Linked DNA regions of Homo sapiens: regions 1, 2 and 3 are each linked to region 4. A link is a contact called in ENCODE Hi-C or POLR2A ChIA-PET data. All regions are on one chromosome and are shown on one strand. Each heading gives the region's core, a stretch centred on a gene start or an enhancer-like site at or near the end of the contact. The rest is flanking DNA. Distances are from core to core; before and after follow the strand shown. Region 1 holds the start of ATP5PO (ATP synthase peripheral stalk subunit OSCP). Region 2 holds the start of DONSON (DNA replication fork stabilization factor DONSON). Region 3 holds the start of DNAJC28 (DnaJ heat shock protein family (Hsp40) member C28). Region 4 holds the start of URB1-AS1 (URB1 antisense RNA 1 (head to head)).

Region 1 (2,700 bases), core at 201-2,700, 1.5 Mb before region 4:
CCACTGCACTCCAGCCTGGGTGACAAAGCGAGACTCTGTCTCAAAAAATAAAAATTGTAATAATGAGAAAACTGCTCTCTAAAAGGGCAAAATAGTGAATTAACGTGTTTCTATAATAAATCTGAGCAGAGAATTTTTCTTTTAAGTTGATTACAGAACCCCCACTATTACAACCAGGAATACTGACCCTTGCTCTGCCAGCCAGTCTCTTCTCTGACAGAGGAGAAAATTCGACCAAGTTCTATTTAGAGAGAATGGGTTGAAGATAGGTTGTTTTTATGGATGCAGACAAACTATATCCAAGGCTAGTACCCAGTTCTCAGTTTCAATATCAAATTTGCTCAAACCCGGGTTCTCCTATTTTAGGCCTGATGCTCAGATAGCCACTCTGCCCTAGCCAGAATCAAGAATCTAGGTACCAGAATCCCATATGCCCTCACAAACCAACAGCTCAGTTCTATACTCAGGTGAGATGGGGGAGAGGGGAGGGGAATGGAGGGCCACAGGGATTCTTTGCTTTTGCTTGGCCAAACTTTAGTGAGACTTCTGAACCTTCTCGTAGTCCTATCTATGCACCTCCTTGTAAAGTCCAGTTTTAGCAAAACTGCTAAGTCAGTTTAGCCAGAACCCCCAATCTTCGACAACCGATCATCTTTGATATCTGATCAGGGTCTTCATCCTTCACCATCCCCCAGGTGATGTCTGATCACCCTGGCCTGTCTTCTACAAGATTCCTCTAGGTCATTTTAGCCAGAATCCCTCTTACCCCAGTTTCCTCTAAGTAATTTTCTATCCACTGACCCCCGCACTGCTCCTTGGCCATAAATTCCCATTTGCCCATTCTGCTTTCGGAGTTGAGCCCAATCTCTCTGCCCACTCCCAGACCCTGTTGCACTGGTCCTATACCCATCGCTATGGTCCTGAATAAAGTCTTCCTTATCATGCTTTAATAAGCATCACTGAATAATTCTTTATTTAACAATGGGTAGTCATGGCCCAGGTAAGAGAGACGTGGTGTCCGCTCCTGGAGCTGCAAGGCTCCTGGGGGCTTTTTGTTTTGTTTTGGTTTTGTCTTTGTATGCAACGTGAGAAAAAGCCATTGATGCAGGCTTTAGCATGCTGGGAAGGAAGTGTAAAGAAGCCAGTGACGCTGGTAATAACTGTGAAATGGAACAAATGCCACCATATTTATCTAAATGTAAATTTTAAAACTGGGGACAGCAAATCCATTCTACAGTGAGCGCCGCTTGGCCAGTAACAATGACTTCATTTTCAGATGCAGTCGAAGCCCTGTGGCTCCACCCCGAGGGTCCAGCCCTTACCACTGCTAAGAACTACAACTCCCAGCCCGAGGGAGGTCTCTGCGCCTGCGGCCTGACGCCCTACGCCTACACTTCCCAGAGAACCTAGCGGTTACGCCAACGCGCGCGTGCGCCCTTGCGCGTTTCTCTCTTCCCACTCGGGTTTGACCTACAGCCGCCCGGGAGAAGATGGCTGCCCCAGCAGTGTCCGGGCTCTCCCGGCAGGTGAGAGAAAGGTGGTCCTGAGAGCCAGTGGGAGGATCCCTCCTGGGATGACCGGTACCAAACCTCGAGCACCAGGGTGCGATGCTTCGGCTGGGGAAGTCTGGCAGTCTTCAAGGTTATGGGACCTGGCGAGTGGGAGCGACTCAGGACGACCCAGCGTTTGTCCCCCGGGATGCCTACGGGGCAGTAGGCGCGGGGCTGCGCGTGCCGTAACCTTGGCGTCTTCCGAGCACAGCCCCTGGAAGCTGCTAGCCTGAGGGGCGCAGGAGAGGGGGTCTGCCCTTCGCTGAATTCCGGGGAAGGGGCATGGACTAGCCCCCAAATCAGCTTCCTTTGCCATTGTGGTAAAACCTGTCAGAGATCACTTACTAGTAATGCTAAGGAATATTTGTAAAACACATTTCACAGTTTTATAAATAAAATGAGGCCGAAAAGTTTAAATGAGTCTTTGGCTGCTCAGTCAGTAAGTGGTAGAATTGAGATTTGAACCCACGGAATCACCCAGAAGATCGAGTTTGAAAAAATGTTATGCTGTTTGTGCTGCATCTCACCATGGTGCTTTACATATCATGACCCCTTCCTGGCATCTTAGGTAATTTTTTCATAAGCATTAAAAAGTCTTAATCCTCACAAGCAGTTTTGATAAAACACGTTCCATAGCTGGAGTATTTGAAGGTGACCTGTGATCTGTGACCTGTGCGCTTGCAGGTGATTTTTAAACTGTGTATTCCAGCTCTGTCTTTTGATGGGCAGGATAGTGTCTCTCAGAACTAAGGCTTCTTGTCAGATCAAACTCTGCGGCAGTACTCAAAAAATTCATCTTTATTTTCAGATAGCATTTGCATTCCGAGGAGGGTACGTCTGTTGCAAATGATCTGCTCAAGGGTCTGTTAATAGAAACGCCAAAATTTTGGTTAAATATTTTTGAAACATGCACTCCTTGGAAGTTAGTGTTTTTCTGTCTTACGGGTATGCTAGCCTCGGTCCATTCCTAGCAAACTAGGAGGTTCGTGGGAAGGTGATTTCCCAAGCAACTTGGCATAATCCTCATTGGGTAAGTTTACCCCTTAGTAATAGTAAGTAGCTCACCCTCATGTAATATGTGAATATACAAAGAGACAAAAGTAATGATTTTAAGGTTATTTAAAATTTTTTGTTGTTATTGAGTTAAATG
Region 2 (2,700 bases), core at 99-2,598, 1.2 Mb before region 4:
AATTAATTAATACACTAATAGATTTGAGCACTAGCATTTGTCATATACCACCCTGTTTGTTCTACTTATCTTTAACTAGACCTGACATTTCTAATTTCATTCCTTCTCAGACCTCAGTTGGATGAACCCATTCCACTGTATGAGGCAAAAGTTTCCATGGAAGCTGTTCAGAAAAATCAAGGAAGAAAAAAGCAAGTTGTTCAATTTTAATTTTCTTCTTTCTCAGACCTCAGTCGGATGAACATATTCCAGTATTTGAAGCCAGAATTTTCTTTGGAAATTGTTGAGAAAAACCAAGGAAGATAAAACAAGTTGCATTTTTAAGCACGTTTCTCTGCTAAGACAAGATGCTCAGTTGACACATTTGAAAAGTGTTTGAAAAATTCTTGTGCAAATGATCAAGATAATTCTATAATTAACATCTTAAGGGAATTTTTCTAAAAACCTTTTCATTGTTTCTATATATTTTGCCCCTGCTATAAAATTCCTTCCATGAAGAAAACTGCTGCTTTCAGCAAAAGTCACACTACTCTTGATAAAAGCTGTTGCAGGCCTTTGCTAAGCTATCAAAGTAACGTATTAATTTTGTATCAACTCCGTTCTCAACACCTTCCTTAAGTCTTTGCTGTCATAATTTAAGCATTTGAGTATATTTTGAAGTCTTAAAAGACTTAGCCCATAGGCACTTAAATTTTGTGTTTTCAACTATTCATTCACTCCGGCTTTCCCCAGGATCAAAGAAGATCCCATTAACTTGCCAGTGGCAGCTGCCTGGAAGTCTGAGATGACCAGGCACTGGGAACGGGGAAGGGAGGGATGTCGGTAGGCTGCGCTGGCATAGGAAGCGTGCTGACGTCTTATCTGAGTTCTCTGGGGGTTGAGGAAGGTGGCCTAGTCCCCTCTCCTCGCCTCTTGAGAGCAGTAGCCACTGCCCTCTCTTAAGTTTATGGAAGCAGCAGCCCATCGCCGCAGCTCAAGTTTGTTTCCTTTTCATCCAGGCGCCAAACCCCGGGCTGATCACATCCCTGCTGCGGGCTTAAATAGAGTTAAGCTATTTCGGTGCCCCACAGGGTAGTGCACATCAGCGCCCTGGATCGCATACTTTCCAGAAGCGTCGCTGAACCTGGCGACTGGACTCTGGCCGAGGACCTGGCAGAAGCGCCAGGGCAGGGTCACCGCTGGGACAGTGGGCGTTGACGGCCACCCGGGATCGCCGCTGCGGGCTGCGTCTCGCGGGCTGCCCACTGCGCATGCTCCGCTCGGAACCGGCGGGGGCGGAGGCGGGGCCGCGTCGGGGGCGGGAGCTCGGCGAGGCGCCACGTCAGGGGCGGGCCCGGCGCGCGCGGGAAGTCTCTGTAGGGCGGCCGGCTACCCTCAGCCGCCGCGCGTCATGGCCCTTTCGGTGCCCGGCTACTCACCGGGCTTCCGAAAGCCGCCCGAGGTAGTGCGGCTCCGACGGAAAAGGGCCCGGAGCCGTGGAGCTGCCGCCTCCCCGCCCCGTGAGCTGACGGAGCCGGCGGCCCGCCGAGCCGCCCTGGTGGCGGGGCTGCCTCTTCGCCCTTTCCCTGCTGCGGGGGGCAGAGGCGGTGGCAGCGGCGGCGGCCCGGCCGCTGCTCGGAGGAACCCCTTCGCCCGCCTGGACAACCGACCGCGGGTCGCCGCGGAGCCCCCCGACGGGCCGGCCCGCGAGCAGCCGGAGGCCCCGGTCCCGGTGAGTGTCTTGTAGCCTGGCCGCCAAGGGGCTCTTGTCTTTCGTGGGTTGAGCCAGCTGTGAATGGGGGATGGAAAGTCCTCGCGTTCGAGGCAAGGAAATGGGCGCGAAGACTTCGGCCGCCCGTGGCCTTAGGGTACCCCGCCCTGGGAGCCGCGATTCTGGCAAGGCCGGGTTTGTGGGAAGAGCGCTCCCCTGGCTACCCCGCTGCGGGCTGTGCTCACGGGACGCGTTCCCGAGGAAAGTGAGGGGGCCCCAGAGGGCAGCGAGGAGCCCCTTGGAGAGGACTTAGAGGTGACTTGGAAAAGAGCTCGAAAAACCCTGAGAGCCCCCATCTTGCAAGGACGCTGTTCGATGGGGCAGGTGACAAGCCCTGCTTCCCCCGTGATTTAGGGCCTCCCTTCTCTCACGCACTCCAAATTATTCTGGAGATGGGGGAATGTCGAGGATTCGTGGGGTCAGAATTCACTAGCATCTGTCTTACCCAAAGCCTTTTGGATCTTTCGGTTTGAAACGCCGGTCCCTGTTCCCCTCAATTTTGATACTAAAGTTCAGACACAAAACTGAAGTGTTGAAACTCATAGATTGGATGGGGTGCCTCTGAATTTAGGTGTACTTGCGTTTATTGAGAAACATGTATGCCAGGTGAGGCTCTGTACATATTTAACGCAAACTTCAGCATCCTTTAAATTTTAAAGGAGAATATATTTAACCTCAGTTTTTAGATTCTAATCAAGAAAATGATTTGCTATGGGAAGAGAAGTTTCCTGAAAGAACAACTGTTACTGAATTACCTCAGGTAATACTTTTTAAATATCATTAGAATGTGTATTTGTATAAACTTTTTTTTCATAGGATTTGAGCCTATTTTTAAAAATACATTTATACTTCTCAGAAGCATTTTGCTTGGAAAGTAGTTTTACAGAGAGGCTTGATCATCTCAACCAGGGATGAAAATACCGCATCAGCCAAGGTAAAGGAGTTGGTTT
Region 3 (2,700 bases), core at 9-2,508, 1.1 Mb before region 4:
CTTTCACATGAGTTATTTTGTTGATTGTTTGCTTATAACTAAAGCCCTCAGAATCAGAGTTTATACTGTATCTTTTTCTGTGTTCCTACATAGATGGCAATAAATGATTCTAATGTTTATGATGTAGAAGCTGAGGAGGCTAATACCTATTTCTGGCTCCTTTTAGGAGACACAGTCATAACAAAAAATATTGCTTAATGTGCGAGGCACAGTGCCAAGTGGTTTACATACATTGTGTAATTCTCCCCCTAAAAAAGTCAATGAAGTTGATACAATTATTATTTCATTATATGTAAAATAGGGAAAATAACAGCATTTATCTCAGAGGGCTGTTGTAAAGATTAAATGAATGCCTGTAATCCCAGCACTTTGAAAGGCCGAGGCAGGCAGATCACCTTAGCTCAGGGGTTCGAGACCAGCCTGGCCAACATGGTGAAACCTGGTCTCCACTAAAAATACAAAAAAATTAGCTGGGCATGGTGGTGCGCGCCTGTAATTCCAGCTACTCGGGAGGCTGAGGCAGGAGAATAGCTTAAACCCGGGAGGTGGAGGTTGCAGCGAGCCGAGATCGCGCCACCACACTCCAGCCTGGGCGACAGAGCGAGACTCTGTCTCAAAAAAAAAAAAAAAAAAGTAAATGAGAATATACATAAAGCACTTAGCACAATGGCATACTATTTACTATAGTTTACTATTTATTGCAACTCTCATTTTGCAGGTATCTTGCCTAAGGTGCAAGCAGAAGAAACAGGATTTTCAACCCAGATCTGAAAACTCCCAAGCCTCTGCCTTTTTCTTTTTATCCTTTTTCTTTTTCCTTGTTAAAAAACTTGCTTCCTGTACAGAGAGGGGAAATGCTCAGTCCCCACGTCAGTGGTTGAACTCCAAGCCAGAAGATCCCTATTTTGATTTTGTCCTCTGGCCTGTCGCCAGCCCCTCAACAGTACTTGAATTAATAAAAGGGCAGGTTTTAAGCCTCATGTATCTGCGCAGGTGACTCCTTCTGTGACCCCGAATAAACCTGTTCCGGTCCCGTTCCGGGGAAACAGCCTTGCCTTCCCCTGCCCCCAGAAAGTTACCCTCGCCCTCCGAGCCACAACTCCCCACGCCGCCAACTCGGTCTTTACATCATTTTCGACGCCCCCTAAGTCCCTCCCGAGAGGCGCAGGCGCACATCGCCCCTTCTAGCGAACTACATCTCCCACAATCCCAATCGGCCGGACCACCTCCGCTCGGGGCGGGGACGGAGGTGGAGCTGGTGGTCCCCGGTCGGGACGAAGGCTCCCGAGGTGCCCTGCCTGGGTCCTCCGGGGTAAAGTTCGTTTGGCGGAAGATTGTCCGTTTTCCTGGTAAGGTCACCTGTCCCAATCAGGTACGATTCTGCCTTCCGTACCCCCGAGCCCCTCAGTGTAAAGTGGCAAATGGTCTAGCCCGGCGGAGGCACCAGCTGGAGGCGGTGGGAGGGACACCCGCAGTGAAGGGCGGACCGCGCACGCATGCGCAGAGGCGCGGCAGGGGGGCGGGAGCCGCGGAACCCCTACCCCAGGTCTGCGCAGGTGAGGAGGGGGCGGGGCAGGACCGACCTCCCTTGCCATGATAACCACCTTCGCAGCCGGCTCCCAGACCGTTGGCACCGATTGCCTAGAAAATAGGGGGTCTCAGGAGCTCCGTTTTAGCGTTTATATATCCCAATTCCAATTAAGCCACTTCCAGTATTTTTTGGCCATTGTCAGTGTACAAGTCTTCCTCCTCTTCGAGACCATGTTATTGCAATAGCAGCAAACGTGTTGGGAGGCCTCACAATTCATCATGGTTTTTCTGGCCTCTGGCAGATAGCTCCTTCCTAGCGAGCTGTGGAGCTTAAAGTCTTTTGGACACTTGATTCTATTCAATCCAGTATCAGACCAGGTACGTACCTTGTCCATAAGTCGTCTTATGAGAAGACTTCTTGAGATGATGCAGACTCTCGTGCAGTTTATAATCGGCTGGAGGTATAGACAGTTAAGCAAGCCTCCTTTTTTACTGTGCCCACCCCTAACCATTTTGCTTACACCTTGTTATGGGACTTGGTTAAATTGCTTAACCTTCCGGACCTACGTTTTCTCATTAAATGAGAAGATTGGATTAGATGATCTCTAAGAACTTTCCACTTGTAAAATATACGGTTAGTTAGTGAGGGGTAGAATCCAGATTCTATCTATCTATATTTTTTTGAGACAGAGTCTCACTCTGTTGCCCAGGCTGGAGTGCAGTGGCACGATCTCGGTTCACTGCAACCTCCACCTCCCGGGTTCAAGCGATTCTCTTGCCTCAGCCTCCCGAGTAGCTGGGACTGCAACCTCCAGTTAATTTTTGTATTTTTAGTAGAGACAGGGTTTTGCCATGTTAGCCAGGCTGATCTCGAACTCCTGACCTCAGGTGATCCACCCACCTCGGCCTCCTAAAGTACTGGGATTACAGGCGTGTGCCACCGTGCCTGGCCCCACAATATGTTAACACTAAACTTCATCAGCTTCCACTTTTCTGCCCACATCAGTGAAATATAGCTATAAGAATGCAGCTGGTGGGGCTGGGTGCGGTGGCTCACGCCTGTAATCCCAGCACTTTGGGAGGTCGAGGCGGGCAGATCACAGGGTCAGGAGATCGAGACCATCCTGGCTAACACGGTGAAACGCCGTCTCTACTAAAAATACAAAAATT
Region 4 (2,700 bases), core at 149-2,648:
AGGTCACACAGGCAGAAACTGAACTCAGGGCTTTTGACTGTTTCCTAACTCTTTCTGATAACTTTTTGGTTGGGACCACCATGGCAGAAAACAAAGTTGGTGGTTAGCGATTAACCAAAGAAGAGGACCAGTGTGGATAATCAGTCAGAATTAAGTCTGTATTCACTAATGAGTGTTGCCTTTTACAGATGACTTTTTGAGCATATTCCCCTCTCTTAACATTGCTGCATTAGCTCATATCTGCTAGGGGTGACACCCTCTCTCTGACCTGCCTACAACATAGACATCTCCACAGGCACAATCATCTTGTCGGGACAGAGGCTCAGCGTCAACACACGTGCTTTTTCTACTAGAAACTCTGAGACCCCAACAGGCCACAAAAGCCCACATCCTCAGATGTTCAAAACACATCTGCTTACAGAATATGAAACACAATTTTCTTAGACTAGAGGACAACCTGATGGAGAATTTCAGTAATCACCAAGTTACTTATCTAATGCGCTGGTTCATGATTTATTTGGACACATACCTAAGTATCGATGAAGTCGTATTAAAATATGTACCAGCCTGTTTTTACTTATTTTTACTTTCATTTTATTTCAGAGCATTTAATGCGGTTTACAAATCAATCACATCTTCCAAAAACACACTGTGTTGTTTTTCTCCTCAAAGCAGTTTTTCATACATTGCATCATTTTCTGTTCATAACAGTCCCAAGGACTGGATAGGGTCGGCTTTGCTGTCTCCATTTTAATGACAGGAACTTAGATGTGGAGGCCTTACGCTGTCCAGGAAGGGGTTTTACAGACGTTACTTCGTTTGGTCTTCTCCTCCCACCCTGCACGGCGCAAAGAGCCCATCAGTTTGCGGAAGTCTGGGGTGGAGGACAGTCTGGAGTGACAGGCTGCTACCAGACCAGTCGATCTGGTTCGGGCTGTGACATAAGCTAGGGGTCGAAGTCAGGGGCACCCGCACAGGCGGACCTGCCTGGCACCTAGCCAAGGCGAATCCACCTTCCCGGCCAGCCACCAGGGCCTTGAATTGGCAAAGTATCGAATCCTGTTGTGTGTGAAGCAAGCTCTTCATGCGACACCTTCAGGGCGACCTCGGGTCAAGAACTACTCATTGTGCTGCTTGGACGCGCCGGGGCCCGAGTCTTCGTGGATCGGCCAGGCCAGGAGTGAAAGGTCTGGGAGTTCTTCCGGCCAAGAGCACCCGAAGAGCCACTGGGATCAGAAATGCGCCCCGGTGGACCCCAAACCCTGCAGCCGGGGGCGGGGGGTGTCGTGGAGTGTCCGCTCGCCCCATGCCGTGACCGGGACAACCGGTACAGCAAACTCACATGGAGCCCCAAGACTCTGGATCCCCAAGACTCTGGATCCCTATCGCCCCGCCCCTTCTGCAGGCCACGCCCCTTCCGCCGGTCCCAGCCTCGCGCGGGTCGGCCCCTTCCGCCGGCCTTTCCCCGAGCCCCGCCTCTTCCGCCAGCCCCGCCTCTTCCGCCAGCCCCGCCTCTTCCTGCGCCATGTGGGCCTGAAGCGCGTGTCTGCTGTCTGTGCCAGTGCTCCTGCCGGGTCCCCTCAGGTGTGTCGTTTCCGTCGCGCTTCCGCCCTCTCGGCCATGGGGGTCCCCAAGAGGAAGGCCTCGGGCGGCCAGGACGGCGCGGCTTCCTCCGCGGGTGCAGCCAAGCGCGCCCGCAAAGAAGAGCTCACGGGCGTGCGGTTCAAGGCTCAGCTGAAGGACCCGCAGGGCCCCGGGCCAGGTGAGTCCGGGGCGGCAGGCGCAGGGTCGGGAGCACAGGCTGGCGAGGCGGCCTCCGTGTGCCGGGCACAGCCTCTCCTTTCTGCAGCTTTCGGGTCACATAGGCTCAGTGGCAAGCCTCTGGTTTGCAGAAAACTGAGGTTCAGGACTGCTGTGTACTTCCTTGCTCTGGACTGTCGGCGACAGCGAGAGGGCCCCGACTTGCTTGATTGGGACCGTTTCATGTTACAACACATTTATTTCCCTTGCCCAGGCAGCATCCCTCAGCGAGCTCTAAAACCTCTTTATTGCAGTTGTCAGGGAAGTAAATGAAGTGTCCTTCTCTATTGAGTCCTTACTGAGTCGGCTCAGGACGGTTCATGAGACAGTTTGCTACTCCTTGGGCCGTCAGCACCGTTTTCAATAGCTTCCATCCCCCAACACTCATACTGACTTGATGACTTGTAACAAGCTACTAGAAGCCACCACAGCTACTTGTCAGTTGACCAGGAATGGGCCAGTGACTGAGATGTAGCCGACTCTATAATTTAATTACACTTTTTGTAAAGTGTGACCACCCTTCGCGACTACTTGTAATCGTTTGGAAAGTAACATGGTTTGGGAAAAACGCAATTGAACGTGTTGCCATGTGGAAGCATTGCTCTAAAATAAAACAGTGGCAGTTTTTCTCCCAGGTTAAATAAACGATTAAATTAATGGCCAAAATATCTTCAACTTCCAATTTTTGTCCTCATTTTTTTTTTTAAACGACAGGGTCTTGCTCTGTTGCCCAGGCTGAAGTGCAGTGGCACTATCATAGCTCACTGCAGCCTTGAACTTCTGGGCTTAAGCTGTCCTCCCACCTCAGCCTCCCAAGTAGCTGAGATTGTAGGTGCACAACACCATGCCCAGCTATGTTTTTTTTTTTTTTTTTACTTTTTGTAGAGATGGAATCTCACT

What was found. Hi-C counts contacts between places; a loop is a spot of excess contacts on that map. ChIA-PET counts read pairs that join two places held with the same protein, here RNA polymerase II (POLR2A). Pooled maps may share reads with other maps.
Region 1: a map of B cell shows a loop between it and region 4 (12-fold over the local background). The contact joins the promoter of ATP5PO here to the promoter of URB1-AS1 in region 4. A Hi-C loop is called at or near these places in 1 of 168 maps with a recorded cell type or tissue (B cell) and 7 of 50 pooled maps. POLR2A ChIA-PET finds 5 or more read pairs at or near these places in 1 of 52 experiments (OCI-LY7).
Region 2: a map of naive thymus-derived CD4-positive, alpha-beta T cell shows a loop between it and region 4 (9-fold over the local background). The contact joins the promoter of DONSON here to the promoter of URB1-AS1 in region 4. A Hi-C loop is called at or near these places in 1 of 168 maps with a recorded cell type or tissue (naive thymus-derived CD4-positive, alpha-beta T cell) and 8 of 50 pooled maps. POLR2A ChIA-PET finds 5 or more read pairs at or near these places in 1 of 52 experiments (OCI-LY7).
Region 3: a loop to region 4 is called in a map of CD8-positive, alpha-beta T cell, with 6 times the contacts of the local background. The contact joins the promoter of DNAJC28 here to the promoter of URB1-AS1 in region 4. A Hi-C loop is called at or near these places in 2 of 168 maps with a recorded cell type or tissue (CD4-positive, alpha-beta T cell and CD8-positive, alpha-beta T cell) and 8 of 50 pooled maps.

Annotation. Positions count from the first base shown.
Region 1 is chr21:33,914,554-33,917,253 of GRCh38, reverse strand. It overlaps ATP5PO (ATP synthase peripheral stalk subunit OSCP), which reads left to right and starts at 1,450. Exons shown (of 7, transcript NM_001697.3): 1 at 1,450-1,526. The coding sequence starts at 1,491. RefSeq lists enhancers at 1,269-1,878, 2,393-2,700.
Region 2 is chr21:33,587,332-33,590,031 of GRCh38, reverse strand. It overlaps DONSON (DNA replication fork stabilization factor DONSON), which reads left to right and starts at 1,348. Exons shown (of 10, transcript NM_017613.4): 1 at 1,348-1,711; 2 at 2,430-2,510. The coding sequence starts at 1,391. It overlaps CRYZL1 (crystallin zeta like 1), which reads left to right. Exons shown (of 13, transcript NM_145858.3): 13 at 111-691. The coding sequence ends at 210. RefSeq lists an enhancer at 1,160-1,659 and a silencer at 1,118-1,807.
Region 3 is chr21:33,490,274-33,492,973 of GRCh38, reverse strand. It overlaps DNAJC28 (DnaJ heat shock protein family (Hsp40) member C28), which reads left to right and starts at 1,258. Exons shown (of 2, transcript NM_001040192.3): 1 at 1,258-1,372.
Region 4 is chr21:32,391,831-32,394,530 of GRCh38, reverse strand. It overlaps URB1-AS1 (URB1 antisense RNA 1 (head to head)), which reads right to left and starts at 1,398. Exons shown (of 1, transcript NR_026845.1): 1 at 571-1,398. URB1 (URB1 ribosome biogenesis factor) reads left to right here and starts at 1,519. Exons shown (of 39, transcript NM_014825.3): 1 at 1,519-1,762. The coding sequence starts at 1,621. RefSeq lists enhancers at 917-1,166, 689-1,470, 1,317-1,611, 1,471-2,253.